5 separate regions of the Mus musculus genome follow, and regions 1, 2, 3 and 4 are each linked to region 5. A link is a loop called in an ENCODE intact Hi-C map of the cell type or tissue named here. Cell type or tissue: heart. All regions are shown on one strand. Each heading gives the region's core, and the rest is flanking DNA. Links, peaks and the distances in the headings are about the cores only. Region 1 overlaps Clmp (CXADR-like membrane protein). Region 2 holds the start of Gm51668 (a long non-coding RNA gene). Region 3 overlaps Gramd1b (GRAM domain containing 1B). Region 4 has its middle 23 kb from the start of Gramd1b. Region 5 has its middle 36 kb from the start of Zfp202.

Region 1 (6,015 bases), core at 646-5,645, 530 kb after region 5:
GGAACTTGTCTTAGTTGTATGTTTATCCTGTTTCCATTGGTTGGGTATTGAACTGTGGCAGGGGACTTGCCTTGTCTAATATTCATGTCCTAACTTGACATGAATCAAGGGCGGGGCTTGCCTTGTCTAACATTCATATTTTAACTTGTCTACCAGGATGGGACTTGTCTAACATTCATGTAATTAACTTGCCAACCAGGATGGCAGTTACCCACATACATGTCTCTTTCTGCCAAGTAGGATGTCAGTTCCCAGGGAAGTCTTGAGAATTTAAACTTTACTCGACCACTACTCAAAATGAAAATCTTACTCCAAATAATTTCTTAAATTAGTGCAGGTGTCTCTCTTATATTGGGGTCCATCCTAGGGGCAGCTTATATCATAAAAGCTTATACACAGCTGCAGGAAGAGCTGTTGGGGAGTTGGTTCAGGTCCAAGCTTATTACAGGTAACGATACAAAACAGTTCTACTGTCTTCTATCAGGATCGGTTTCCAAGGGCTCAGAACGTAACAGAATATGTACTCAATCTTGGCATTAGAGGGTTTCTTAGTAACAGCAGAAACATATGAGAAAATTTCCTTATAAAGGCAGGCTAGCCAGGTAACAGTTACCCAGGCCTTAACATTTTATCTAGGCCATAACATTCCACCTAAGACCTAATATTTTACCTAAATCCTAATACTTAGGGCTAGGGATGTAGTTCCGTGGTTAAGTATTTGCCCAACATGTACAAGGCCCAGGGCTTTGAGCCTCAGCCCTACAGTAACAAATCACAGAGGAAAAACCTATCCCCAAAGCCAGGTGTGGTGGCGCACGCCCTTAATCCCAGCACTTGGGAGGCAGAGGCAGGCGGATTTCTGAGTCCGAGGCCAGCCTGCTCTACAAAGTGAGTTCCAGGACAGCCAGGGCTACACAGAGAAACCTTGTCTTGAAAAACCAAAACCAAAAACAAAAAACAAAACAAAACAACAACAACAATAACAAAAACCTATCCCCATTATTGTTTCCGTCAATACTGGGCTCTCATTACTCATATTCTATTATTCCCCTCTCCCTCTCCTCCTTTCCTCTTTTTGTCCCCTTCACCATCTTCCTGTCACCTTCTCCTTATCCCCAACCCCTCCTTTCTTTTCTTCTTCCTATCGTTTACTTAAAACCCAGCCTAGGGTGTGGAGCTAAATCCCTGCGACCCATCTCCTGACTAAAGCCTAGTCCTTGTGGCCACCCCACTATTTCAGAGACTCCTGGAACAAATGTCCTCTCAGGGGGACACCATCCCAGTTTCCAGATGTTTGAAATTCCGCTGGCCTCATTCCTTTAGCTTTTGGCTTTGTCTAAATACCAAATATGTTTGCATTAAAGAAGTCGCTGAAATAGGTCTGGTCTGGTGGTTAGCAACACATAGCCTATGTAGTTTTTTTCTCTCCTCTGAAGACCTTCATATGGAGATCCCGGAATGGGCTGGGTCCAAGGCTTAGAAGGAAACATATGCTGGGTAGAAAAGGAACCTCACTAGCTGTCAGTGAAGCTGGCAAGAGAGGCCACGTTCTCCCTCAGCTCCAGGTGCTCCCCCAGCTCCAGGTGCTCCCCCAGCTCCAGATGCTCCCCCAGCTCCAGGTGCTCCCCCAGCTCCAGGTGCTCCCCCAGCTCCAGGTGTTCCCCCAGCTCCAGATGCTCCCCCAGCTCCAGGTGCTCCCCCAGCTCCAGATGCTCCCCCAGCTCCAGGTGCTCCCCCAGCTCCAGATGCTCCCTCCACCTGGTGTGTTCTCCCTTCCCTCCAATCTGCAGCCACAGCATGCCTGACTCCCCAGAACACCTCACAATCCTGGTTTGCCTCCTTGTGCCTGTTTCTCTTTGTCTTTTACAACACAGTGTGACTGTCGTTAATAATAACCACCGTTTGTTGAGTGGGTGCCTTGTTAGATCTTTTACCCAGGCCATGTACAATCCTTCCAACAACCTTTCTTCGTTTTACAGAGAAGAAAAGGCGTGTTGGGAGTGGGGGTAGTGGTGCATGTCTTTAATCCCAGCACTCAGGAGGCAGAGACAGGCGGATCTCAGAGTCCGAGATCCTTGGTCTTCAAAGCAAGTTCCAGGACAGGCAGAACTTCACAGAGAAACCCTGTCTACAAATAAACAAACAAAAAACAAAAACAAGCAGAGAAGAAAAGGCTGAGAGAGGTCAGGAGACTGTCTAAATCCGGGTCCATGGTGCCTCATGAAATGTATACAGTGTTCCAGAAAGTGTGAATGCCTCACTCATGCATACACATACACCCCCACACCCCACAGGACTCTACAACTTGGCTTGAGTCACTGTGTGTCTTAATTTTTTTAAAGATTTATTTATTATGTATACATGTATGCCTGCAAGCCAGAAGAGGGGACCTGACCCCATTACAGATAGTTGTGAGCGACCATGTGGTTGTTGGGATTTGAACTCAGAGCCATCTCACCAGCCCGTGTCTTAATTCTTGATCTATACAATGAAATACGGCTTTTCCCTTTGTTTTTGTTCATTCTCTGTGTTTTGCTTTTAGACAGGATAAGTCAGTGTAGCCCAGGCTAACTTTGAAGTCACAGTATTCACAGCTTTTTCCCTGCTTCAGGCTTGCAAATATCCGAATGACTTTACTTTCTAATACCTTACTTTCTTACGTATATCCGATGCATCCATTCTCCTGAGGCTTACTGGAGCATTCTGGGTAAAGCAAAATATGGGGAAACTCCTCCCACTCAAGGTTAGTGAATACTAAATGTCCCCTAACCATTGAAAAATGTTCTCACTCAATGGAAGAAAGGGAGGCTACATCTGTGTCGCCCACTAGAGGGCACTGTACTGTATACTGCACAATGTGAAAGACCAGACTTTCGATCCCTGCCATGGGATGCTCTAACTTTGTAAACTCTGATCTACACAGGCTGGTAAATTACTTGGATGATAACTCCTACACCAAGAGCTGCGGCCTTGCCTAGAGCCTGCTTTGACTATACATTCAGGGGTCATTTCCTTAGTTCATTACTCGGAGCTTGGGAACATGTAGGGAGCCTGTACTCATGGGGTAACCTTTCAGGAAGAGCAAACATGGGTGACTAGGGACAAGTTGTCCGCCTTGGGCATTCAATGAGCTTTGGGAAAGTAGTAAAGTCTTATTTAGGAAGAAGAGAGGTTAGAGGTTGTTCTTTGGTCACGGCCCAGCCCACTATCCCTTATGAGAGGGGCGGGGGATATGAATATGTTTTTTGTTAAAACTCCTTCTTGCCTGGTCTTTTTGAAAAAAAGTCTGGAATGATCAAAGGAGTCCAATGAGACCCAAGGTTTTAGAGCGCAAAATCTTAAGCTAATCTTAAGCAGCAAGTACACGAAGAATTAGTCCCACCTTACCATGGAGGAGCACGGAGGGAGCGGTTTCCAGGGCAGCTGACCCCAGGCCGGGGGATGGGGGTGGGGGAGTGGCTGTTGATAACGCTAAGGCTGAGAGGTTCCCACTAGCACCTTGTTAAGTGTCTGAGTTGCCCGTGAAATCCCCACTAGGGAAAGCCCAAGGCTTCCAGGAAGGCGTTTTGCATATACACAAGAAGCCTCTTTCCAAACCCCGCTTCCTATCGATAAATACTGCAGCAAAAATTTCAAAAATTCTTCCCTTCCCTGAACCCCTGCGACTCACTAGCTTGGCCAGGCTGTGATCTCCTCCTAAGTTATACCGACTGTAAGGGTTTCTTCGCCCTAAGGTTGATCCCTGTTGCCCAGGAAATCCTATGCTAGCAGCCAGAGGGTGGCTGGACCTGCCCATTCCCTCTCACCCACCAGATGGCAGGCACATGCTAAGCAGTTCCCACAAACACTACCGAGGGCCCTGCCAGCTCAAACTGTAGATTCAACATATGGTAAAAATTATTTCTTAAGATGACCAAAAAAAAAAAAAATCCCAGAAATCTGGTAGCATCTTGGAGTTGGGGGGAGGGGGGAGGATGGTGGGGAGGAGGTGGGGGGGGGTCGGGAGGAGGGAGGACGGGGACTTAAGGTTCAAGAAAATAGGCAGATCCGTAGGCTCTGGTTGACACTCCCTGCCTCGCTGAAGTCGTTTGTATTCACGAAGGCACCCTCCTGGCGCTGCTGTATTTAATTCTGGATGTGTTATAAATAGAAGCTAGAGAGCGCAGTGTACACCGCCCACCACCTTGTTCCGGCCCTCTGGGGACATCGTCCAAATCTGGGCCTTTGTTTCCCTCTAGTGGCCTCCCTCAGCAAGTCTCACAGCAGAGCCTTTGCATTTGTTTATTCTGCATATAGCAAGGGCCTCCTGGATGCACGAGGGTGGTGTACAGTTCTTGAGCTTTGCACGAAGCTAAGACAACTCTGCGGGTTTCAGCGGCGAATGAAAGCTAGCGCATCCTCGGCCAAGCCCAACACAGTACAGTGCAGTCAGTTTCTCCGCTTTCCTGAGGGCTGCCATGTGGGCTGAAGGAGAACCGGCAATGTTATAGAGCATTTCCACTCTAAATGATTTAACCGGACCTCATCTCACGATGTTCCTCCCCTGTGCCAAGGTTCACTCAACAGTAAAATAGGTCTAAATGCTGACTGGCTATCTGCTATGTATTCAGACTCACAAAAGCAAAAACCAAAAGCAAAACTATGTTAGTTTACAGGAAATCTTCTCACATAGGCAGTAAAAGTATGATTTTGAAAGTATGATTTTGGGCTGGAGAGATGACTCAGCAGTTAAGAGCACTGACTGCTCTTCTGGAGGTCCTGAGTTCAATTCCCAGCAACCACATGGTGACTCACAACCATCTGTAATGGGATTGGATGCCTTCTTCTGGTGTGTCTGAAGACAGCTACAGTGTACTTAGATATAATAAATCTTTTTTTAAAAGTTATTTCTATATTGGTTGCACCACATAAGCTCGGCACATACACATTTGTTCAAATATAAGTGTAACACGTGTGTTGCATTTCACAGCCTTGCACTTTGCACCACATTTGTTCTAAAAGAACTTGACATCTGGGGTACACGTGATAAGAGAGGCAAGAATCCTGGTTTGGAAGAACAGCCAGTGCTCTTAACTGCTGAACCAACTCTCTGACCCCATCTTTTTTTTTTTTTTTTAAGATTTATTTATTATTATATATAAGTACACTGTAGCTGTCTTCAGATGCACCAGAAGAGGGCATCAGGTCTCATTATGGGTGGTTGTGAGCCACCATGTGGTTGCTGGGATTTGAACTCAGGACCGTCAGAAGAGCAGTCAGTGCTCTTACCCACTGAGTCATCTCACCAGCCCCTGACCCCATCTTTTTAATTTTTTTTTTTTTTTTACCCCGGGTGGCCCCAAACTTTTGATTCTCCTACCTTAGACTCCAAGTGATGGGATTAGGGGCACATGGACGTTAGAGTTGACCTTTGTTTTCTCTATTTTAAAGACAGGGTCTGACTGTCATGCTCAAGTTCAAGTGACCATCTAGGCTCAGCCTCCCAAGTAGCTGGGCTTATAGATGTGTTCCAGCATGACCAGCAAGGCACTCAGCGATACCAGCAGTTTCCTTTCTTTTAGAACCTTGAAGTGCTACCCTCTCCTAGACAGATGATTTCCATACAACATTTCTAATATTTACCAAGCCCTTGGAAGACTGTCCTGAACCCTGTAATTAGATGCCCATGAACTTCTCTAGATTTACATAATTCTCCTAGCATGAATAATTTCCCTTTATAGTACAATGGTGTTTGTCATGTTTTCATTCTCCGAAATGCACGCCGCTAGAAAGCGGAAAATCATTCTGTGGTTAGAGCAGCTCATTTGAAAATAAGAAGGCTCTCCTGAGCGTCAGGGCCTTTGAAACTTTGTAACTTCAGGCACTAGAGCTGCCTGTGTTGATGCAGAGATTCCGTGAGTGCCATCCTTCCAGAAGCTGCTGCTAGTAGACAGATGAAAGACATGGTTGTGACTGGGCAGTGGTGGCACATTCCTTTAATCCCAGCACTCCGGAGGCAGAGGCAGGCAGATACTG
Region 2 (6,015 bases), core at 607-5,606, 190 kb after region 5:
AGCTCTGTAATCCTAGCACTTGAGATTTGGGCAGCAGGGTCAGTTATTGGCCTTTATGTGGCTGACAAGTAAAAAAAAAAAAAACCTCCAGGCTCTTTTTCATAGGAAATCATGTCAAGTTAGTCAATATTAGACTTACAAAATAATTTTGTTTGTCTTTTTCAAAACAGGATCTCCATACATGACTTGGGCAGGCCCAAAGCTCTGTAGACCAGACTGGATTTACACTTCCAGGGATCGTCCTAGCCTTGACTCCAGAGCGCTGGGTGAGAGACATAAGCTGCCAATCTCTACCCCACCCTCCCACCAAAATGTATCTTGAGGTGGCCCAATGGCTTACCAGGTAAAGGAGCTTGCCACCAAACCTGAGAAACCAAATTCAATCTCCAAGACTCACAGGGTGAAAGAAAACAGACTGCTGAAAATGGTCCTCTAATCTCCACATGCATCCACACATACAAACACACACACACACATATATACCCCCCATTCACACACATGCATACATTAAATGTAATCTAAAATATCTTTTAAGTAAATGATCTCTTCTAATATGCAATTGATTTTCTCCTTTAGAACATGTATCTCGAGCCAGGCACAGTAGCAGACCCCTATAGTCCTAGGCCTGGAGGAAAGCGAGGGAGGAGGACCTAAAGTTCAGTCCAGGCTAAAGCTACATAACAAGAGGCTGACCCAAAAGTAACAAAACCCAGAGCCCCTGTGGCTTTCTTTTAATTCCCCATCTGCTGCCCTGCTCTCTCCGGCTATAATTCCAAATGTGTGTTCTGCGTGCTAGAGGCACAAGATCAAGGTTCAACCCAGCAGGTCAAATCTTCTTTCCTTGATTTATAGAAAGAACAATCTTAATTCACAACCAGAAACCCTTCTGTTTATACTCACAGCACTAATGAAACTGATCCTGGCTGGTCTTCATATCCCTAGTGCAGAACCAGCCACTCTCCCATCCTCAGCCCAGCATTTAGGAGCCTCCATATTCCCCATGTAGCCTCTCTATCACCACATCCACCTCTTATCCAGTAACCCCCGACACACACAATCTGCTCCACTCCAAACGATCTGGCCTTCAGGGACCAGAAGTGCCCATCCCAGGACACACAGACTGCTCCAAAACAAAAAAGAAACAAAATTTCTTTTCCCTACTTGAGTCATGCTACATTCAACCTTTAAAGAATGGTACACACATTTAATCCCAGAATTTGGAAGGCAGAGACAGGCAGCCTCTGTCAGTTCAAGGCCAGCCTGGTTTACAAAGCCAGTTCCCGACGGTCAGGGCTACATAGAGAAACGCGCTCTCTCTCAAAACAAAAACAAAAACAGAAAAACAAAAATAGTAAAAAGCATGACTCAACTCCTAACCTGCCCAGAGCCTTTGGTCTGCAGTTGGCTTCTTCCCTTGAAGAGACAGCCCCATGCCCTCAGCATCTGCAATAGTGTTGTTCCCTCTGGGTTCCTGGGCAACAGCTTCTCTTTCCAGTCATTTTCCAAGGACAAAGGCCAGATGCCTCCTCTTTCCCTTCCCGGAGCGCTCGCTCGCATACAGCAGAAGCAGCAGAAGCCCATTCTCAGCCATTTCCCCACTCCTCCCACGAAACTCCCGTTTCTTCAAACTCACCTTTCGTCGCGCACTCGAGGACTCAGGAACCTGCTCGAATCATCGTCGTGGCTGCTCTGTTGGCTGCTTTGCTGGCTGCTGAGGAAAAGACACAGAACGTGGACGTTATAACCTCTCCAGCTTTCTCATCTCTTGGGAGAGGTCGTGCAGACTTCAGCTACACAAAGAAATGGGGTTACAAAACCAAGAGAAAACAGAACGTTCCAGTGGAAGCAGGGGTGCTAAGCTGAAAAAAGACACTAACCGTCTGACAGTCACTCTCATGATGTCCAAGGCATCTATCTCTGCTGCTGTCTAGACTGCAGAAGGAAGGGCCTAACCTACTTCCTGGATCACCAAGCATGTATACCGAGGTAGGCAAGCACTGACAGCTTCCAACTTTGCTACTTAAGCAATCTGACAGGACAGTGATCCATTTTTCTTCAACTCACCCAAGCCCCCAAGGATGTGGTGCAGTAGGAAAGGGAGGGGCTTGTAAAGTAAGAGGGAGGGAGATTGCCCCACCTACTAGGACTCTGCCCCGAGGGAGGGCTAAGAGGGAGGGAGGGATCAAGAAAGCCCCTCCTCTCCCTATTCTGAGGGCTGGATGAATTACAGAGTTCAAAAGCAGAGCTCTAAAGCTGGATGTAATGGTGCACACCTTTAATCCCCGCACTTGGGAGGCAGAGGCAGGCGGATCTCTGTGAGGTTGAAGCCTGGTTGGTCTACCAAGCCAGTTCCAAGACAGCCAGAGCTACAGAGAGAAACTGTCTTAAAAAAAAAAAAAGCAGGATTTTATGCAACATGGTAATATATATTTAAAACATCTTGTAACATTACTTTGCTCCAGTGTTGCTGACCCGTGAAATTTCATATTGGGGTCATCTGATCGACTCTTATCAAGCGCCATGGGGGTCGGGGCAGGGGCACTGGAGGAGAAATTCCAAGTCTCACAGCTCCAAAGTCAATCCTCAAGATAGATATGCCAATGTGCGCCATGGAAAGTACTTGGCAGGAAAAGCAGATGATGGGTGTCGAAAGATCAGGGTTCTTAAAATTTTTTAATAGTCAATGGATTCAACTAACCCAAAAGATCAAGGATGTTCCTACTCACCACACCCTTCTTCTAGCATCCAAAGCTTAAGGCAAAGCTAATTCAAGGAGATCCCATACTTAAGCAATAGGGCCGCACTCCTTTGATCCCAGTACTCACTAGGGAGACTGCTGTGGAAAGTTTCCCTAATTGATAAGATAATAAAGACAACAAGAAACCAATCACTGGACGGGGAGGAGGCGGGACTTCCGGGTCCGGAAAGGAAGAGGGAACTCAGAGGAAAGGACCTGCCCTCTCGGACAGCAGGAGCAAGGCACGTAGGCTGGGGGCTGTTAGTTCGAGTGGCGGATCCACCAGGACCTAACTTAGGGAAAATTACGATGCTAGTTTCTGCACCCAGGGATTGTGTTACCTATCGATTCTAAACTAAGATTGTGTGATGCTTTCCTTCTTGCTGCGATTCAACTGGGCAGAGCATGGGTTTGCGAGAAGTGCATCCCAGCTATTTGTGGAAATTTGGGAGTGCGAAGCGGGTTTGGTGGCAGCCAGCTGCGGGGAGGAGAGAACTGTTTCTGGGCTCTGGAGAGGCAGAGCCAACTTTGGTGGGACAGGCTTTGGCAAAGGGAAGAAATGCAGTCTCAACCTGTATGCCAGGCTGGGAACAGACTGAGACCGCCAGCGGGTGCCTAGCCGGCAATAGCGTGAATTTTTTTCCCCACGCTAAAGGAGGCAGAAGCAGTCGGATATCTATGAGTTTGAGGTTACAGTGATCTTTACAAAGTGAGTTCCAGCATGGCCAGAACTACACAGAAATCCTGTCTCAGAAAAAGGTGGGGAGGGAGAGAAAAAGAACCGGAGAGAGGGGGACTTGACCTGATATTAGCAAGTTACTCCACTAGATGGCACTGTTGTTTCCCAAATCATAACCAAACTAGCGCCTCAGTCACCAGAATGAGTTGATTTTTGAGTGCCCCCTTCTGGTCTTTCCATGGTTTGGAAAATTCTACTAACAGGAAGTAAAAATAACTGGTCACCTTCAAAGTGTGTCGTGGTTCCAAGTAACGGATAAATACTAAGTAGGGGCCAACCAGATGCATCAGAGGGTGGAAGACACTTGCCTCCAAGCCCTGAGACCCGCACCTGAGTTCAATCCCCAGAACTCATACTGTGGAAAGAAATAAACATCTATCGAAATCTGTCCTCTGGCACTCGTGAGACACACACACACACATTTTTAAGAAAAGAAAAAAAAAAAAGCCTGCACACATTCAACAAAGCCAACAGGGGGCAGTATCGAGGCGGTGGCTGAGTCTAGAACATGAGGCCTAGGCCGCATAGCATGATCCTGTAATAGGAAGGGGCAACATGCCCAGTATACTCTCCTATGGGTTGAATTGGTACCTCGCTTTTTTTTAATCCTCTCGTATATTACATCCTGACCGAAGTTTCCCCTCCCTCCTCTCCTCCAGACCCTCCCTGCCACCTCCCCTCTCCCCGTAATCCACTCCTCCTCCATTTCCCTTCAGAAAAAGGCAGACCTCCCAGGGATCACGCATCACATCTTACTTGTATGACTCTTATTGCCAGAGGAATAGCTACTAACGGGACATTACGTGTACTTCTTCCCACACAAAGCCATAGTAAGGTTTATAAGAACAAATATATAAAAAGCTCAGATAGCAGTGTTTAGTACACACATTAGCCACTGTGCAGTGCTGGATGGCACACCATGGAAGACACATCATTCTGCAGAGGACGACGCATAGGCAGAAGATGTAAACCAGACATGGATCCTATATTCAAGAGTGAGAAATGATGACTTTCACAAAACATGATGCGGTGCTTCGAGAACAGAAAACAGAAGTTCACTTCTTTCTGGAGCCAGTAAAAGAGCAGAGTCTCAACCGCAAGCTTTTTGCATTGAAATTTAAAATTGGAGGCAGCCAAGCAGGGAGACAGGACATACCTGTCACCCCAGTAGTCGGACGCAGAGGCAGGACAGTTCAAAGCTAGCTGCGTCTGATACCCGTGTCCACTAGGTGGCTCACACTGTAATCCCAGTACTGGGAAAGCAGGAATAGAGAGATCTCTGGGGCTCACTGGCCAGCTAGCCTAGAGGACTTGGCTAGTGAGAGACCCTGTCTCAAAAACATGGGAGACAGCACCTGAAGAATGAATCCTGAGGTTGACATACAGCTTCCACAGGCACACACTCAGACATACACATACATACTCAGACACACTAATGCACGCACACACACACTATCTTAGTTAGGGTTTTACTGCTGTGAACAGACACCATGACCAAGGCAACTCTTATAAGGACAACATTTAATTGGGGCTGGCTTACAGGTTCAGAGGTTCAGTCTATTATCATCAAGGTGGAAGCAGGGCAGCATCCAGGCAGGCATGGTGCAGGAGGAGCTGAGAGGTCTACCTCTTCATCTGGAGGCTGCTAGCAGAATACTGGCTTCCACGCAGCAAGGATGAGGGTCTTAAAGCCCATACCCACAGTGACACACTTCCTCCAACAAAGCCACACCTACTCCAACAGCGCCATACCTTCCAATAGTGCCACTCCCTGGGCCAAGCATATTCAAACCACCACACACTAATACACAACGCTCTCATATATGCATACATTCAAACACTTAGACATACACACATACATACACTAACATACACACACACACTCACACAGAATTCTTGAATATACCTGAGGGAACCAGCAGACTCCCAGTGCTGTTCCCCATGTGCCTAGTACTGCAGAGGTGTGTCCCAGATAGTCCCATTAACACAACCCTGGGGGGAAGGGCTGGGGGGAAATGCACAGTAATTCACGAAGCATGCTCCAGAAGGCAGGCCATGGTGGGGAAACTCTGAAATGCATGCTGGACAGAGTCCCTTGAGTCCACTGAACTACCATCTTCCTCCCCACCCCAAGGACCAGACACACAGGTAGAAAACACCGGCCAACCTCATAAGCCATAAGAAGATGCACTTGTTCCATCTGATGGAGATGGAACCTGGTATCCTTTCAATATTTTATTTAGTTTAATGTCTTCTTTTATTTTTGCAGCTCTGGGGATGGAGCCCGGGGTCTTTCCTGTGTTGGAAAGTCCTCTCCCACTGAGGCCTGGGCCTTCTTTTATCTTGAGACAGCACCAGTAAGTTTCCTAGATTGACCTTGAACTCATCACCCCTTGGGCTTGAACTTCCAGGCTTCCAGCTTCCCAGTAGCACATGGGACCCCAGGCACATGTGGCCACTGTGCCCAGCCCCTTTCCTGGAAGGGCATCTCCTGAGGACAGTTAGCTCTTCCTCTCCCAGGCAATGATGCACTAAATCT
Region 3 (6,015 bases), core at 417-5,416, 160 kb after region 5:
CTTAGAGTTCTTATCCCCAGCATTTTTGACTATCTCAGTATCTTATGAGGCTCTCAGAACATTTCTATTCTGTGCTTGTATTTCTCATTTTGTCTTTGGCCTTGACTTCTTTTCTTTTTTTAAAGATTTATTTATTATTATATGTGAGTACACTGTAGCTGTCTTCAGACACTCCAGAAGAGGGAGTCAGATCTCGTTACGGATGGTTGTGAGCCACCATGTGGTTGCTGGGATTTGAACTCTGGACCTTCGGAAGAGCAGTCGGGTGCTCTTACCCACTGAGCCATCTCACCAGCCCTTGGCCTTGACTTCTACCCACTAGCTAAATCCCAAGCACGGAGACACCTGCTTGCAGTCTCCCTCTGCTGTTGAGAAGGTCTCCATGAGCAGCTGCCATCAGTGACCATCCACCCAAACCCAGCAATGTCCTTGAATCTCCAAGGCAGCTCTATGGTGTGGATGTCCTTATTGACAAAGAAACAGACCAGCAGAGGCCAAGGTAACTCACTCAAGCTCACAGAGAGAGAGGATGGGCATGCTAGAATCTGAACTCAGAATCGTGTACCTCCAGTCACAGCTATCCCATTGCCCACCGTCTCACTTTCCTGACCACCTCCTTCCCAGCCTGCCCAATCAGAAAGTACTTCTGTGTTCCCCAGGGGTAGCCATTCCTCTTCTGGCCCTCATTGCCTTGTTTTTTGTTTTGTTTAGGTTTTGGTTTTGTTTATTGTTGTTGCTGTTGTTTCAGCTTTTACAACAGGGTTTCTCTATTATGTAGGTCTGGCTGTTCTGGAATTCTCTGTATAGACCAGACCAGCCTCAAACTCACAGAGATCCACCTGCCTCTGCTTCCCCAAGTACTGAGGTTGAAAGCGTGCACCAATATGCCCAGCTGACTGTCATTATCTTGAGCTGCCATAACCTGTTTGCTTACCTGACTTCCCCCAAAGCTGGTGAGCGCCCACCCACATGGCACGTGCTATTCTTCTCTGAGCCCCCATACCTGGCTCTGCTGCCCCATCAATGGCATTTACTACACCTCCACTGAACGAAGGATTCATAAATGCTTCTAGTGTCTGTTCTCAAGAGATCAAAAACTGTCTGAATGCAAGCTATCCTTCATATACCTTCGCAGATTAAAACCTGAGATACCTCAATCTTAAACTGGAACCTTGAAGAAACAAAACGGGCAGTGTCGTGAAAATAGAATCTCAGAATCCAGACTCCCGGAAGTGAAGCCACGCCTCCAAGCCCTCCTCCAGGAAATGAATGGAATCAGATAAGGATGCTGTCATCAGGACTGACCACACCTCCTCAAAAAAGGCTATTTCTTTCTGTAGCAACATAGTTCAGTGTGTTAGGGCTGGGGGAATATGTGAAAACAGCAACTCAGAAATAAAGCAGGGCGGGCTAAGGTAAGAGGGGGCATTTACATGTATTTAGACCTGTGAATCACAATATGAATTTTTACTCAGCTATTCGCGGGCTTTTTACATTCTCATGGGTCCAGGGCATCCAGCCATAACATAGTCTCTTTGAATCTGGGCTTCGGGCTTTCTACCTGGCCTATACAACCAACCTCTTTATGAAAGCATCTTGAATCAGCTCAAGATGCCTCAGCTTCGAGTTATAAGCTTTCTGCAGAACTGATGGAAACCACAGGTGACATCGTCATCAAACCACTCTGTGTCAAGTTCTGCCTAAGAGTGCAGGAGGTTCATGGGCCTTGGACTATAAAGCCAATTCATGGCTTGGTGATTCACGAGCCAAGATGGAAGATGCCTGAGATAACTGTTCAAAGAGCTTGGATCGGAGAGGGTTAAAGAAGTCCTAGGATTGAATACTCTCAGTTCCAGCAACTTTGTGGTCCAGAACCTGAGAGCAAACGCTAACCTCAGGAATGATCCAACTGGAGTTCTGCTTCTACAGCAGTGACCGGAGATGACCTGAGACCTAGCCTAAGGTATAGAATGGCCTAAGGAGAACAGGGCTGTGTAGGCTTCCACCCCCACATGCAAATACAGACACAACATGACCACATCTCTCCGAACTCACTCCAGAACTCCCCAGTGCCCCCAAGGCCACGCCTTGCCTAGACTTTACCCTACTATCATGCCATAAAGCTGGCAGGTGGGTGACAAACCACTTACAGGTTCAAGAGCTAGATCACTGGCTCAGCATCACCCAAGTCAGGGACAGCAGCATCCCAACCAGACAGCACACTGCATACAGCAAACACTTTTGGATCCAAACACAGCCCAGATGCCTGCCCCCATAACAGCCAATGCACAGCACCCTGCGGCATCCCATATATTGGTTGGTTATTTAAGTATTCGTGAAAGTACGAAGGCAGGGACGCAGTCCTGGGTAATCTGTTCTCATTTGAGTTCTTTCCCTTGCTCTTCCTCAAGTGTGCGTCAGATCTCATCTGATGTAAACCACAGATAAATGTCATTCTCCCCTTCGTATAGGCTAAAAGGTGAAAGCTCAGAGAGGTTAAGTAACTTCCTTCCGATCACACAGCACAGAGGAATGGAAGAATCACTCAAGTCGATGATTCCAAGAGAACCTGCCCAGACAGTTCTGCTTGCATCAGCCTGGCTGATTGGGCCTCCTTTCTCACACTCTCTTCCATTCACATCACAGGGAACCCAACCTGCTCCAGAAGTCTGAGCCTCTTCGAGTCTTCCACCTCTGTGAGAATGGAGACTCGGCCATCTGGCCAAACAGCAAGGCCCCCAGTAAAGGCCAAACTACAGGTGTCTCCTTGTACACAGGACAGGGGTTGGGGAGGAGCTGTTGAGACTTGCCTCCTCCAGTTACTACCAATGGCTCAGGCTCCTTGTTTGGAAAAATACACAGAAAAGCAAAATTCTAATTGCCAGCAGCGTCCAGAATAAGAACAGTATTCAACATCGCCCTCTAGTGTGTCCAAGGCCATAGGTACAGCACCCAGCCACCTTTACTCCTCAGAGACTCAAACCGGCCAGACATTGGAGCTCCTAGGAGCTCGGGGAGGGACATCGCCTGTCACTCAGGCACCAAGGCCTCACCAGCTCCAAGGCCAATGTCGGCTGCAGGATGAGCTGTCTCCACTCCTAAGGCTGCTCAGTCCACAACCTCCCACCTAGCCGGTACACAGCAGCAAGGGAAAGAACACAGAAGTTGAGAGACAGCGTTAGGATGAGCCCATGGAGCAGGAGAATCGGGAAGAGGCAGAGGAGGAAGACAGAGAACAGGGGAGCCAAAAGCAGGTAGGATGAAGATAAACAGAAAGCTGAGCAATAGCTAAAGAAAAAGACAGAAATGGAAAGTGAGTCCAGGCAAATGCCCTCGGCGTGACCACGTTCCTATTCTCCTCCAGCCACAGGCTCAGATATGCGGATAAGAGGTGGCCGGTGTGCTGTGTAGCACAAGACACACCCTCCCATCTCCTGAGGTCATTTCCCTCTCCTGACACAGCCCTGACTGCTCCTGAGTGCTGGGCTGAGGGAGAGGAGGGGAGAAAAAGTGAACCAAAGGCGGAACTCGCAGAGCGAAACCACTTACGCACAGTGCGGCCGGCAGCATTTCCATCCTACCTTTGCCGTCGCCACGTCGGCCGGATCCATGACCCCGGCTTGGCCTGGGGAGCAGAGCACCATCCAGGGAGAAAAGGCAGAGTCACAAATGTCCACCCAGAAAGAGGACACCACCCCCTCTGGAAGGAAGGCCAGGAGAATGAGACCTGCTTCCACTCTCCAGAGGGGTCCCCTGGTACCTCCTCAGTTGGTAATGGAGGAAAACATCCGGGGGTTCCCAGCCAGTTAGGGAAGCGGGCGGTCAATATCCCCACAAATACCCATGAGGCCCAGTCAGTCCATCTCCCCTCCCCTCGTACTTGGTCTCAGAAGGGCAGTGTGGGTCTCCCCAGGCTCCCCCTGCTGGGGGGAGAGGATGCAGAGTGGATGCCCTGCCCCATCACTGCCCCATCACTGCCCCATCACTGGTAGGTACCCAGAGATGAGGACAAGGCGCACATGTGGACAGAGGCTGCTGGAAGGTGCTGAACCAGTGCTGGGTCACAAGGCAAGGCGAAGGTTTGGGTTGGAGGGGGCAGGTGTTAAGGTGCAGGCACTCAGATGGAAGCAGGGGTAGGTTCTGTGCGAGGAGGAGCTGGAGGCACCGCGCTGAGTGGCACAGCAAAGTGGAGAAGGCGAAGGGAAAGGGACTCCCCGTAAAGCCACTCACCTTGCAATAACATTCAGACTGACTGAGGCCTACACAGAAGCCAGGGGCGGGCCGTTCCCACACCCCCAACTCCACTCCCAGAGACTCACAGCCTCTGTCTAAAGGTGCATGAGAGAGCAGCAGGCAGCCAAGCTGGATCCGCAAAGGCCCCTAGCTCCGTTGGAGCAGCCTGATTGGCGGAGCAGGATGACTTCATCCAGCCCCATTCATCACTCTAGGTTTTCTGCCCGGCAGGGACAGTCAGCTCAGCTTGCAGCAACTACAGCTTCCTCTCTGGCCCTTAAAGCAGGCAGCTTGGGAGAGCCTCTATCCGTCAGAGGGCCACTGAGAGAAGGGAACTGGCCAGAGTACTCTCGGTCTCACGGAAAAGCAGAGCAGACCGCTCGCACTGCTAAGAAAGGAAAAAATAAAAAAAGCGCACTCAAAGCACCATGCCAGTATTCACTGTAAGCATCCTGTGTGCCGGAGCGGGCACCGATGGAAGACAGCAACACTCCTAAGAGAACACTCGGCAGAAGCTATAAGCTGCACTTCCCCCACAGAAAGTGAGGTGTGGCAAAACAGATCCAAGCCCTCAAGCATGCCTCATATCCTCCTCCGTGGTCATCTCCTCCCCATGAGTGAGGCCCACTTGGCCTGGTAAGGACAAGGCTTCCCTTGTGTCCAGCATTTTAAGCCCATAGAGAGTGATCAAAAAAATGGCAGCTTACAGATCCACTTTACAACTTACGGATCTAAGTCACAGAAGAAAAAAAAGAAAAAAATTAGGTCAGTGCAAGCCTGTCAGCCTCTAAAAGTCATTTCCACTCAGGCTTCTACTATATAAATCTACCAGGAAATCTGTTATCGGGCCAGGGAGATGGCTCAGTGACTACGGCCTTTGTTGCTAAACCTGAAGAACTGGGTTCAGTCCCCGGGACACACATGATGGAGCAAACTGACTTCTGATGGAGCAAGTTGTCTTCTGACTTCGACAATGAGCGCTGTGCTATGTGTGGGCAGGCACACACACACAAATAAATAAATGTCATTTTTAAGATACAATTACAACAACAACAACAACAAAACCCTATGATTCTTGGAGAAATGTCTTCAGTTCCAAACTCCTCCCTTCTTCCTGAGACCCTGCTCAAAATCCAGCCCCCAGACCATTTGTCCTTCCCCTCCCTCATTTCTCCTCATCCATATTACCTTACTCAGTTCAAGCCCAACCTCATAGCCTAACACAAAAACGTATGGCACCAGCATACACCAAAAACATCAGTAGACAAGGCAAATATGGCTGGCTGCAGACAGATCTGCTGCTTCTACCTGAAGGTGTGGTCATGCCTCCCCAATATTACCTGCACAATCAGGGAGATGGTGTCTATATGCTGGAGGAAATCTAACCCTATAAGGTCCTTGCTTAGCCCAGCCTGCTCAGGTGACAAACCTTCCTGACCCAGACTCACCATCAAGGGACACTTCTAAGTGTTCATATCCTTGCAATGGCATCCTGGCCTGCAGGTCCCTTAATGTCTTCTCTTCTGTCCCCTCCCCTGCAGGAGTCTCAGTAACACAACATGTCTGTAAGCCAGGTAACAAAGCAAGGCAATCTATGAGCCTTGAAGTCCTCTTTACTCCACACACAAGTCTCTTGGAATCCAATCTCAGCACTGCCTTTCTTTGGTCATGATTGTTTGATTCAATCACAGTGGATATAGCCCTTAAAGGATACAACTCTTTTGTTAACATTTTGAATTACTGCCACTTTTTTTCTAAACGAGAAAATGATCTTATTTTCTT
Region 4 (6,015 bases), core at 604-5,603, 250 kb after region 5:
GGATGAAAGGGATAGATTCTTTGCACCACGCCCCGCTTTTTTCCAGACAGGGTTTCTCTGTATAGGCCCGGCTGTCCTGGAACTCACATTGTAAACCAGGCTGGCCTCGAACTCAGAAAACCGCCTGCCTCTGCCTCCCGAGTGCTGGGATTAAAGGCATGCGCCACCGTACCCGGCAAGTGGAACACTTCTATACACTGTTATTTATAACTGTGATAGACTCTTATGAGCAGAAAAGTTAAGTCTTGCCTGTAAGCCACTCAGTAACCAAGGAGAAGAACAAGGACCTCGCTCACATATGACGTCTAAGGACACACTCTCTATTCTCGTTCTGGCACCACAGCCTCCTTAAACATAGAGTATGAGCTGTCTACGGACCAGTTCTCTATTCTTGTTCTGGCACCGCAGCCTCCTTCATCATAGACTGTTATTTCACTTTGCCAGCATCTTCTCCTAGATCTTCTTTGCCCTTCCTCAATTCCAGTTAAGCATGAGCTGTTCTGACTTTGAAGAAGAGGAGTAGCAGGTATTCTGATGTAGGTCACAACTGCCATGATCCAGTGACTCTGGCAATAGCAGCAGGCTGGCCTTGGGCCTGCTGCTCACCTAGTATCTTGTCATCATTCCCAGGTGGAACACTGGTGGGAAATCTGGGAACAGCTGATTTTATGCTAAATGATTTGATTCTGCAATGTCTCTCTGGGTTCTGGGTGGCTGGACTACTTCTCCCTCTTTCTCTTTCTCCTTCTCTTCCTCCTCCTCCTCCTTCCCCTTCCTCTTCCCCCTTTTCCCCTTCCCCTTCTCCTTCTTCTTCCTCTTCTTCTCCTTCTTCCTCTTCTTCTCTTTCTTCCTCCTCTTCTCTTTCTTCCTCCTCTTCTCTTTCCTCCTCCTCTTCTCTTTCCTCCTCCTCCTCCTCTCCCTCTTCTTCTATCCTACCTAACATGGTTACTTCTCAATATCACCTTCATTTCTTTCTCCCCACTTCTATCCATAAAGACTTCCCACCTCACCCACAACCTTATTCTGCTTCTATGAGTTCCTTTTTCCTTATTCCCAAACCTTCCAGGTCTGGTCTCTGACTTCATGATCTTTTTGGCTATTATCTCCCAGCGCTGCTTCAGATCAGACAAGTTTGGCAGAGTCCAGCGGGAAGGCTGTGGGTGGTGAGGGTAAACTCTTTCTAAACTGTATCTTTCGATAGTAATTCTTAGCTACTTAAATGTATGCAAACCACTCAACACCTTTTGGAGAGAACACCAGAAACTTGTTAAAGACAAGAGCAAAAAGACATGGGTCTGTTTGCCGTGTCTGTCTATCTGTCTATTTTTATGGTGCTGGGAATTGAATTCAAAGACCTTCACGTGCTAAAGAGCCAAATACTGTATCAGGTTCATTCCCGGGTGCTCACAGCTTCCATTGTTGGAGCTCATGGATGTTCCCACCAAACACAAGCTGTGTTAAATGACACCCTTCTGGGCTCTGGGAGTGCAAAGAAGAGGGTTCCCACAGGCTGCTCTTTCCTTAGAAAGCAGTGAGATACAAGACATTCTTTCACACACTCAGCTACTCTGTGGATTCGATTCAGAAGCCCCTAATTTTATTGCCAAATCTGCAGCATCATAATCAGCAGCCTGTGGAACAGACAGCTTCTTTTCCCCTTTGGGTTTGACTGGGTCATTGACTTTAGACACAACAGAGCCTTAGAACTTCTTCTCAGTCTTGCTTATTGGCCTTGATCTTCAGAATAAACACTGGATGCTACTGCTTTCCATCTCCTACATGGCTCACATAGTGGCCAGGGGACTCAAGGTCGGCACAGCTCTTTTAGCTACCAAAGCCTTGGCCTTGGCTTTGGAGGAGTAGGAGGGTCCTTGTTCACCTCAGGTGCCATCTTGTTGAAAAGTACAATACTACAATACTGATTTTAGCTTAGCCTAGACCTCAGTCTACACAACTGATGATAGCTTCCATAGAAGCAAACGACTACTTGTAAAGACACCACACAGTGCTAGCAAAATCCCAATTGTTTTCTGCACTGTTTTAATGTCTCATACTATTATTATTCCTGGTGTTCTGGGGGCGATACAGTCTTAATATCAAAGAGACACTGGGAAAACTTGGGATTACAATGGTGAACCCATTCCTCTAAGCTGATCTAATAGAACAGAGACTCCTGGCTCAGAATTCCACAGGAGGCTACAGCTTCAGTCCCTGCCACTTTTCCAAAGCTTATCTGCAGTCGAACTAAATTTAGGCTCACAAAGAGACCACCATACCAACGGAAGAGTCTTAACAAGGCAATTCTTACTCCTGATAAAGAGGGTGTATTCCTGAAGAGCAAGCACAAGCTGCCATATCTATACGGTGGAATCCATGAAGTCATACCATGTGACAGGTCTCACGTGAGAGGTTTATTCTGGGAAGGGGCAAAGGGAACAGAGGCTGCTTCTGGGTGGAGAAAATGGGGAGGGAAGGAGGTGAAATAGGGTGAGGGGCTTCTATTAGGGGATGTAGGGGATGCTTGTGCATACGCAGGGGGAGGCCATGTGACATGAGGCAACAGCAGAAACGTGTCACCTCTACAGCTAGTATGATGTGCCCCGCAGTTGCTGGGCCCCTTGAGTTTGCTGTGGAACTGTCTGACAGCTAACACAAACCACCTAAGACAGGACATGCACTTGGTTTTGAATTCTAAGGAAGATGAGGACTGTGTCTTTTTCCCATTGGCTGGAGCACAAATTCGCAATCTCATTAGATTGGCTAAGATGAGAAGAATTGGCAGTGGAGGAAAAGAAAAATGACTCACGGCTCCAAGGAGAAAAAGCTTCCAGCCATCAAATTCCTAGAACAGTGTAGAGGGCTTTTGAGTAAACAAAGCTTTCACTGGGTGGGGCAGACTAAAACCTTTTCAAGGCTTACAAGGTGGAGGAAACAAAAGGTTTTAATTCTTTGTCCTAAATACAAGTTTTAATGGTATTTGGTAGGAAAAACTCATGTGTGATATTTCTTACAGCAGCAACACCAAAGGCCACCTCCTCAAATCCCATCCACATATCTCCACATATCACATATCATCCACATATCTCCACAATGCCTCCCCTGAACTGGTCAAGATAGCAACCTTGACTCCCAGACTTTGCACCTCAGGAAACGCATTCATGGTTCAGAATTGTGTGGGGATAACCTTAGGGGATAACAAGCCATTTGTCTGTTGAAGAACCAAGACTCGGAGTCTCCAGAAGGTGACGGTTCTGCTTTGTGGAAGGCTCTGTTCCCAGAGACCAGTCCAACCTTGATGTACCCATGTCCCTTGAACATGCATTAAATACAGCAACATACCTGCATGTCTAATTTCGAAAGCTGAGAAGGAGGTGCTAGGGTCAGCTTACTTATTTCCCTGTCGTTCTGGGAGCTCTGGTCTAACCCAACATGTGTGCAAAAGACTGTAAACCAGTCAGTCATATTGACAACTGCCCAGATGTGACAGAAAGGGTCTGATACCTGGTGGTGTAGAAGATGGGTTCTTACTGCCCTCTGCTGGCCAGGATGACCCCAGATGTCTCTGCACCCACGGTTCTTCCAGAGTTCAGCTTGGGCGCCTCAGAACCAAATGCAGATCTCACAGACCATACTCTTTTCCAGACATCACTCCTGGGTCTGCAGGCCAGGAAAATGTCACCCTAGTCATAAAATTCCCAGAGGGTGTTTGTCTGACAGTAGATTAGTATGTCAAGAAGCTAAAAAAGACTTTTAAAGTGAGCGTGGATAGCTTTCCAGTGACAGATCTATATGTTCAATAGCTTCAGGAGATGGAGGGAGACACTATTTAAAGAAAATAATAATGGAATGTTTATATGTCCAATGGCTTGGGATTTTCAGGTCAGGTCACGTACAGAGCACAAAAGACCCCCTGAAGTGTCACATTGTCGGCTCTCTATGGATATATCTACACTGGATGGAGTTGAAAAGATCAGGACACAAACTAGTAAGTTAAAAAAAAAACTATAACGCTCCTCTTGTGTGCGTAGGATTATTCTTGATATGTTGGGAGAAGGAGGGACATTACAACAGGAAGCTTCAAGGTAGAGACACCACAAGTTTTATCCCATAGTTGACTCCCTAGCATCAGGACCAGTGTCTGCCATATCAGTATATACTCAATGAATGAATGAGCTGAGGTTTAAGGAGAACATACTTTTATGAGAAATATTAGTGTATTTCTATAGCATGATGATATATGGTGTTTACTCTGGAGAGAGGTCATCTCTTCCATTGACAACCCTATGAGGGAGGTCGAATTCTTACTCACCTTAAACGTTATGGAGCCGAGGGCCTAGAAGGAGCTTATTAACTCATTGTTCTGGTTCTCTTCATTCACCCCACATACAGGAAAATAAGGCTCAGTCAGAGAGATTAAGGTCCCAGTTACACAACAGCACAGACCACAGGACGTCCAAATCTTTATCCCTACTACTTTATTTTTATTACATCTATTTCTGCATGTGTGCTTTTGTGTGTCTAGGTCAGACCGAACTCATGTGTTCAAACTTGATGACAAGCCTTTGCCTGCTGGATCGTCTCATCATGTGTACCCCTAAGACTTTCTGCAGAGCAACATTATTTAGTTTTTTGACTGTGAACCTCGATCTAAAACACAATACAACCACTGTACATCCTGATGCTAACCCCCCCCCCCCACACACACAATGCCCAAAGAATCTAGTGAAACACTCATTTTCCCATGTAATCCATCCTGGCCTGTTGTGTATTCTATTATTTTGTTTCTATGATATTCTAATCACAATGTGGTAAATAGATTTTGCAATCACAAATTTAAAAAAAAAACTACACTATAGTTTCTTGCATATAATACAGTCTATACCTGTACAAAAGAGTCTTCCAGACTCCTCTGACAATGAGGAAGGACTTGGGTGATCAGCCTCTTGAGGAGTCTTAGCACAAAAATACTGGTGTAAGCAATACCTACTGCTATAAAGTTTCATTTCACTCCTAAGAGTCCTATCCACACAGCCATCCTTACTGCTCCAGAGAGTAACCACAACAGTGTGCTTCAAACATAGACCAGAGTCACCATCCCTGTCCTTGGGGCTCTGAATCCAGTTGGTTCTTATCTCCCGCTGGCCTTTCTCCATCCGATCAAAAACTTTTGTGGGGAGGAGAGAAGGGATAGCTGCAAGAAGAGCAGAGGGGACAGGAAGAGAAGGGGGTGGGTCCAAGGCCATCTGTCTGTCATGAGAGTGAATTTCCACTATTATCTTTTACCCTGACTTCTGTTAAATTCTGCCCCCTCCCCCACGTTAATGCAGTGGAGAGGGGTTTCTTGGCTAGGGCTCTTCTAGATGAACGGCTGGAGCTTTCAAACTGGAGTTGAGTTCCTACTGTCCTGCTGAGATCAGGGCAGAACTTGGCAGGAGGGGATATTGTGGTGGCCAGAGTCTAACAACACAGCAACAAAGGCACATCTCCCCTTCCTCCCCAATACCAAGCAAAGCATCCACATTGCCAGCTCCACGTTGGAGCAGTCCAAATGGATGCCTCCCCATCCCTCACCAATGAGTCTAGCCAGGCTGCAAGGCAGGGAAGTGAAGACAAAGAGCTGGGACTGGGGAGGGAGGATGAACAATGACTTGGAGATTGGCTGCTCTTTGTCTCAAGAACAATTTTTGGTTCTGAATCTCCGGTTCTGTTCCTGAAAGAGTCGAGTGCACGCAGAAGACAGGAGAGCCCCCAGCTAACTCAATCTCTACTACCAACGTACCCTGTGATCCCCTGTGATCGTGGCTTAGTGAATTAACTCTGTGACTCTCATTGTGGTGTGGTTTGGGGGTCTGTTACTTAGCTTCTTTGGCTCTAAGTTATTGTACTTTGGGATGAGATGGAAGCCTAGATTTTCAGCACTCAAGAAGCTGGGAAGACATACTGAGTCTGAGGTCGGCATTGGCTCCAAAGCAAAACTATCAAAAATGAAACACATTAAAAAAAATTTTTTTAAAT
Region 5 (6,015 bases), core at 637-5,636:
CTTCCTAAGAATAGCTGGCCACCATCTTCTAAAGCTCGGCTGTGATTTGTGATAATGTCTCCCTTTCCCTTTCTCTGAATATCTGTCCACGGCACTAATTTTGAATTATTTGTAAGGACCCACATCTATACCCATGTCAAGTCTCCCTGCTCACTGCCATCACGTGGCATCCTAACAGGCACATCTGCATTCAGAGGTACCACATTCTAACTCACCCATTATGTAATCCTTAAATATTGAAGTCTGCCCTGTTACTTCTCATAATGTAGTTGACAGTGGGATTGTTAAATATTGAGTTTGTCCTATTATTTCTCAGGGTACAAGTGTCCAGCGGCCCTGCAGCACGTAGGGGACGAGACACAGATACTTTGCCCTTGCTTGTAGACTCTTTCCTCAGGAAACATCTTGGTCCACCCCTTGGCTCTTACCCATACTTGCTTGCCAGTTCCTCCCTATTCTCAATTCATTCTCCACTTCGCCCAAGAAGCAACCTTCCATGTCCCCTCCACACTCATCCATCACAGCCCTGAGCACATCATAATCGTGTTCCTTTTCTCAAATAAAGAAAGCAACTCACTGTCATTCATTTTTCCAGTAGCCAGCCCAATTTTGGTTCATGTTAGAAAAGCTTCCGTGTTCATCAAATAGTAATTTCATGTCTAAAAAAAAAAAATCTCCAGGAGTCTATGTGATTATCAATCGATGGCTACAGGCACTCTTTGTAATATAGTATAATGCAAGATAGAAAGAAAACGCCTCTTACTCGCCAGTTTAATGGAACATTTGGGAGAGGACAAGGAACTATTTCCTGTGACCAGTCATCACATGAGCTTCTCAAGAGAGAGAGAGAAATGCAAATGGACTGGAAAGACGGATCCATGGTTAAGGATGCTTGATGCTCTTCCAGGGATCCTGTGTCTGTTTGGTTCCCAGTAGACATATCAGGTGGCTCACTCGCAACTCCAGCTGCAGGGAATCGGACGCTGTCTGCAGCTCCACCGGTACTAGCGCATGACCATGATACACATAAATTTATACACATGCACACACGCACTGAGAGGTCCAAATACCCTGGCTTTGAAAATCTTCAGTTTCCCAGGAAAATGAACAAGATTCCTCAGGGGAACTATGAACATTGGGCCATTAATCAATGACACTGGGAAAGGAAGGATAAGTCCAGAAGTGAGTCAGTTCCTGCAACACCTAGCCGAAGAGGATAATGAGGTTAGAACCGAGTCGGTTCTTGAAATTATTCAAAGCCTCACCAAAAATAATAAAACTAACATAGCAACCAATCAAAATGTTACTAATTACAATGCTGCGCTTCTAGCCAATGGTGTTAGAGGTTATCTAACCCTTCTAGAAAATTCCCCTAGCCCTGCCAACTCCTCTGGTCACTGACATTGTGGTGAATGGTTGACCCCTGCAGGCTGGTTGTTTCTAAAGAGTAAACGTCTTTGCTTTGCATATTATTTGAGTCTGGGGAGTCTGAGTCTCAGCCCCTAACAGCACGTGCACATTTAAAAAGCAAATCTTTGAGAGAGAAGGGTACAAAGGAGAAAGTAAAACAATTGAGACATTGGCCCCAACACCGACAACAAATCTAGCTTACCACCACATTCTGCTTTCACCCCCACCCAAATCCAAGGCCAAGTTCTTACTACTTTGGTGTAGAAAACTTTCAGAATACATCTAATCCTGACAGATAAAAGGGATTCGGGTATGACTACCAGTACCCCAGTCATAACAGATCTAAGGCACCTCCCATTGTTCTCTGTCAGAAGGGAACTGTCCCTAACTGTGACCACTGACATCAAGGCCACACCCTTATATCTTATAACCTGGACAGAGAAGTCATCCATGGAGGAAGGCACGCATGATGTCTCTAGACCTCATCAATCCACTGTTGCCTTTCATCCTAATGGTGGGCTGATGAGTGACTTAGGAGGGAGAAAGAACTGAGATGATCAGTGAAGTCTGGCACCCCCTCCCACCTTTGTCTAGGACCCCCTCATCTATCTGTAACCAGAGGTGACTCTGGGTCTCCCAACAGTCGTTGGAGGTGGAGACTCTGAGCAGCCAAACTAAGGAAAGAGATGTTGGGTAGGTCAAGCTGTTCAGGGATACAGTTCTCATGTCTGGAGGGCCTTGTAGTAAAGTGGCTGTTTTCTGAGTAACCCTCCACCCATCTTCCTGTTAGTAAAGTGGACATTGGCACAATCATTACTTTAATCCATTGTGGACTCCCTCCCTTTCTGAGATGAGTAGGCCCACACGTTGTATCTCCCCAGGGAAAGACTGTCACACAGCAAGCTCAGGCTGCAGGGATTTATAGTCAGGCAAAACTACAAAAAAGTCCTGAATTTGGCGCAAACAAATCTAATTTTAATGTAGGTTTCCTTGGAGCAGCCAGGGTTTAAAGCATACACCTTTGGGTTTTACCGTATGCTGCAGTGTCTGGCACACGGCAAATGCACAGCAGTGTGTGTTCGATCACGGACTGATGAATGAATTGGTGAACACTGGCTTTTTCAGGCCTTTTTCCTATAATATTCCATTTTTTTAGCCTCTGAGAATGTCAAATATTTTTGAATATATCTCAGAGTATGTTCAGCACCTGCCACACAGTTAGAACACAATGACCACTGATTGACCGCTTTTCCTGAGTATATACCGCCCAGCATCTTAAACTGTCATCAGCTGCTCAAGTAGTGAAAGTCACACAAACCTAAACCTCAAGTGTTTTCAACAAAATGAAAATAAGTATATAATTTTAAAGAAAAAAATAAGTATGTGGAAGAAATACGCAATGTATTTTTTTTATGTCACGTATAAAAGAAAGCTCAAAACAAGGCATAGGGGTTCCTGCCTGTTACTCCAACACTCAGAGGACAAAGGGAGGAGGATTGCTGTGAATCCAAGACAGGAACTAACTAGTGAATCCTTGGGCAGCCTGGGCTACAGGGTGAGACCCTGTCTCAAAACACACACATACACACACACACACACAGAGACAGAGACAGAGAGAAATAGAGAGAGACAGAGACAGAGAAAAGGAAAGAGGCAGGGAGAATTTAAGAATGAGCTCAAGGGCTGGGCAGTGGTGGCGCACGCCTTTAATCCCAGCACTTGGGAGGCAGAGGCAGGCGGATTTCTGAGTTCGATGCCAGCCTGGTCTACACAGTGAGCTCCAGGACAGCCAGGACTACACAGAGAAACCCTGTCTCAAAAAACAAAACAAAACAAAACAAAACAAAACAAAACAAAATGAGCTCAAGGAATAAGTAAGCCAACTGACTTTGCATCCTCCTGCTCATTCACTCTGGACACAAGGTGGCGACATTTCATCATCATGGAGTGAGTCCTAAACACCTGTTCTTTTTATTCAGCAAGTGTACAGTGGGAAGCATAAGCTATGCACTAGGAAATTAATGAATAGTGCATAGCTCTTGGGTATAAAGGAGCTTATTATCTATGAGGTTGGAGAGCTATATTGATAATGTAAAAGTACAATAATGACATAAAAATATAACATCTTCTGGGAGCAACGCTCCAAACAAGACAGGTCGCACATGAGGACATGCAAATGGGTACAAAGCACAAGGGAGGCGGGAGCACCGTTATCAGCAGGAAACTTTAAACCATCAGGTCCGTGAGAGTCTACCATGCACCCCAACAGAATAACTCCACTGAGAAGGGCTCAGAACCCCAGAGATGGTAGGTCTGGGGAGCAACTGGGCTCTCTCCCACTCCTGGGGAGGGGCAACTGAAGCCAACATTTGAAGAGTTCTTTATAGTTGTTGCTAAAAGCATGTTACAGATACTTCTGAGTGCTGGTCAGAAGAAATAAAATGATTATATGCACCCATGGAAAATTACATATACTAGCAAAATACTGAAAACAGTCAACTCTCCATCAATAATATAAGTATGTGAAAAATTAGAATCATAATCTGTAGCCCAGGCTAGCCTCAAATTCATGATCCTTTGTTGTGCCTCAGCAGCAGCCTGCGGCAGGGGTGTGTGGGGGGGGATTATAGTTACGTGCACTCTCTCCATGTTAGGTTCCTTTTTTCTTAAGGAGACAGACACCACAATGAGATTATAGGAAGTTCAAAGACAGTTATTTTAGGAACGGAGCTGTTTGAATAGGATAAGTGGCATAGGAGACACTGGTTGATGACCAAGCGTCCTGTGCCCTCAGCCCCAGGCTGTAGCACCACAGAGAAGGATGAGGTGAGTGGGCAGGGGAGGCAGCCACGGGGGCTGACATTTGCCATGTTGAACCAGCACAAAGGAGAGCAAATTGGGTAGCTGAGAACTGCCAGTCAATCAAAGTCAACCTTGTTTGAACAGAAAGAAAACAGCATTGGGAAACCGCCCAATTTAAACCAAGGGATCGTTTCAAGGCTTGAAATTAGACATGAAAAAGAAAAGCATGGTTTCAGCAAAGCCCAATTAAAGCATGAAAAATCCAATTTGGATCGAATTGGCAGGCCTGTCTCAGCACTGGGGCAAGATACTTATCTGGTCCAGGCGCCACCACCCAGAGACATCCATCTCCCCCTATCTGCCTCTCCTTCTCCAGCAAACACACTCCCTGGCCTTCCCTACAACACGTATGGTCCTAGCCCGCTTGCCAATCTTTTATTCCATCCATCCGTTGTCTAATGTGCTGATTCCTTTTATCTTGACACCTGCCCTGGTCCAGTCTTGTCTTGCAGTTGGATGAGTGATTACAGCAGCTGCAACAACTTTCAGGAATCTGCTGGCTTCAAACATCTGAAATTTCCTTTCTCATTGTTCTGGAGACTCGGTGCTCCAAACTAGTTTCACTGAAGTCCAGGAGTTGGCCCAGCCTCACTCTGGGGAACTGGAAGAAAATCCATTCCTAGCTCCTTCAAGGTTGGGGAACACCTGATACCCTAGACTTGTCCCTTAACCGCTACTTGTATAAGCTTGTTTGCTATGAGTCATCTCCCTTTCCCTCTGTCTCAGGAGACCTTGGTGGCATTTAGGAACCACCTGGATAACCCCTGGTAATCTGGGTAAAATACTTAATAACCTAAATTACCATATAAGGCAGAATCCACTTTTTTCCCGCATATGGCAATGTTCACTATTTCTAGGGATTGTTTGGTTCATTGGCGAGCCCATCGACCCGTCTGTCAAGTTTTCATACCCCAGAACTAAACAAACCCTGTTGGTAGAGTGGTGGCTGAGCTGGTGGTAGCTAGCGCTCAGAGGTAAAAGCACATATGTACACATGCAGGGGCCCAGGCCCAACTCCTAACTTCTCTCTTTCTCCTGTCAAGTCTTCTAGCAAACATCACTGGTCGCATTTTTGCCAATCCCCACATTCTATGACTGTTGGAATGCCTATCTACCACCTAGTCCAAGGCAGACTAACTCTTAAAGTTTAACAAGGCTTCTAACTGGTTCCTCTGCCTCCTTCCAATTGATATGACTGGGGAGAGCATCTAAACACCACTCTCGGGTGGTCACCTCCCTGCCAATTATCCAGTGGCTTCCCATCACATTTAAGACGAAGATCTCCTGTGTCTTCCTTGTTCTTCTGTGCTTTGCTCCCCATCCTCCAGTCATGCTAGCTGCCTACTGCTCACTCGGTTCCATGCTCCTGTCTCACAACCTGGCACCTTCTCTTCTCTCTCCAGGACTCACTTCCCCAGACGTTTCCTCAGGTTGTCCTTTGATCTCAAAGTCCCTGTATAGCTGTCACTTACTCAAAGAGACCTCTTTCTGATACCTGCTTTTAAAACGTCTTGCCGGGCAGTCATGGCCCATGCCTTTAATCCCAGAACTTGGGAGGCAGAGGGAGGCGGATTTCTGAGTTCGAGGCCAGCCTGGTCTACAGAGTAACTTCCAGGATAGCCAGGGCTACACAGAGAAACCCTGTCTCAAAACAAAAACAAACAAACGAACAAACAAACAAACAAAAACGTCATCTTGCCACACGTTAATACCCAACACTGAGTTGTGTATTGTATGTCCAAA

What was found. A loop is a pair of places that touch in the nucleus more often than their neighbours do. Peaks named below come from ENCODE experiments on the same cell type or tissue, not always from the same donor. Only the 100,000 strongest peaks of a DNase experiment are listed, where the experiment ranks them.
Region 1: it touches region 5 in a loop (3-fold over the local background); 3 of 42 quality-filtered maps call a loop at or near these places.
Region 2: a loop joins it to region 5, with 6 times the contacts of the local background. A loop is called at or near these places in 4 of 42 quality-filtered maps.
Region 3: a loop joins it to region 5, with 5 times the contacts of the local background. A loop is called at or near these places in 11 of 42 quality-filtered maps.
Region 4: it touches region 5 in a loop (4-fold over the local background); 5 of 42 quality-filtered maps call a loop at or near these places.

Annotation. Positions count from the first base shown.
Region 1 is chr9:40,753,706-40,759,720 of GRCm38, forward strand. The region is part of intron 1 of Clmp (CXADR-like membrane protein); the gene reads left to right. Among named protein-coding and RNA genes, the nearest start is that of Hspa8, 45 kb to the right of the region's middle. In heart, for the core only: CTCF peaks have their summits at 2,828 (motif pointing right), 3,776 (motif pointing right) and 4,238 (motif pointing left); DNase peaks (open chromatin) are centred at 2,856, 3,486, 3,796 and 4,186; H3K4me3 peaks cover 1,710 bases; H3K27ac peaks cover 1,753 bases.
Region 2 is chr9:40,411,664-40,417,678 of GRCm38, forward strand. It overlaps Gramd1b (GRAM domain containing 1B), which reads right to left. Exons shown (of 20, transcript NM_172768.2): 2 at 1,634-1,711. It overlaps Gm51668 (a long non-coding RNA gene), which reads left to right and starts at 5,317. Exons shown (of 3, transcript XR_003948127.1): 1 at 5,317-5,833. In heart, for the core only: CTCF peaks have their summits at 3,602 (motif pointing left), 3,802 and 4,695 (motif pointing right); DNase peaks (open chromatin) are centred at 2,908 and 3,588; H3K4me3 peaks cover 1,383 bases; H3K27ac peaks cover 1,639 bases.
Region 3 is chr9:40,388,099-40,394,113 of GRCm38, forward strand. The region is part of intron 2 of Gramd1b (GRAM domain containing 1B); the gene reads right to left. Among named protein-coding and RNA genes, the nearest start is that of Gm51668, 26 kb to the right of the region's middle. In heart, for the core only: a CTCF peak has its summit at 2,925 (motif pointing left); no DNase peak of the experiment used is centred there; H3K4me3 peaks cover 1,351 bases; H3K27ac peaks cover 1,055 bases.
Region 4 is chr9:40,475,997-40,482,011 of GRCm38, forward strand. It overlaps a transcript of Gramd1b not described here. Among named protein-coding and RNA genes, the nearest start is that of Gramd1b, 23 kb to the left of the region's middle. In heart, for the core only: a CTCF peak has its summit at 3,542 (motif pointing left); a DNase peak (open chromatin) is centred at 3,535; H3K27ac peaks cover 2,643 bases.
Region 5 is chr9:40,224,944-40,230,958 of GRCm38, forward strand. No RefSeq gene overlaps it. Among named protein-coding and RNA genes, the nearest start is that of Zfp202, 36 kb to the left of the region's middle. In heart, for the core only: a CTCF peak has its summit at 3,338 (motif pointing right); no DNase peak of the experiment used is centred there; H3K27me3 peaks cover 327 bases.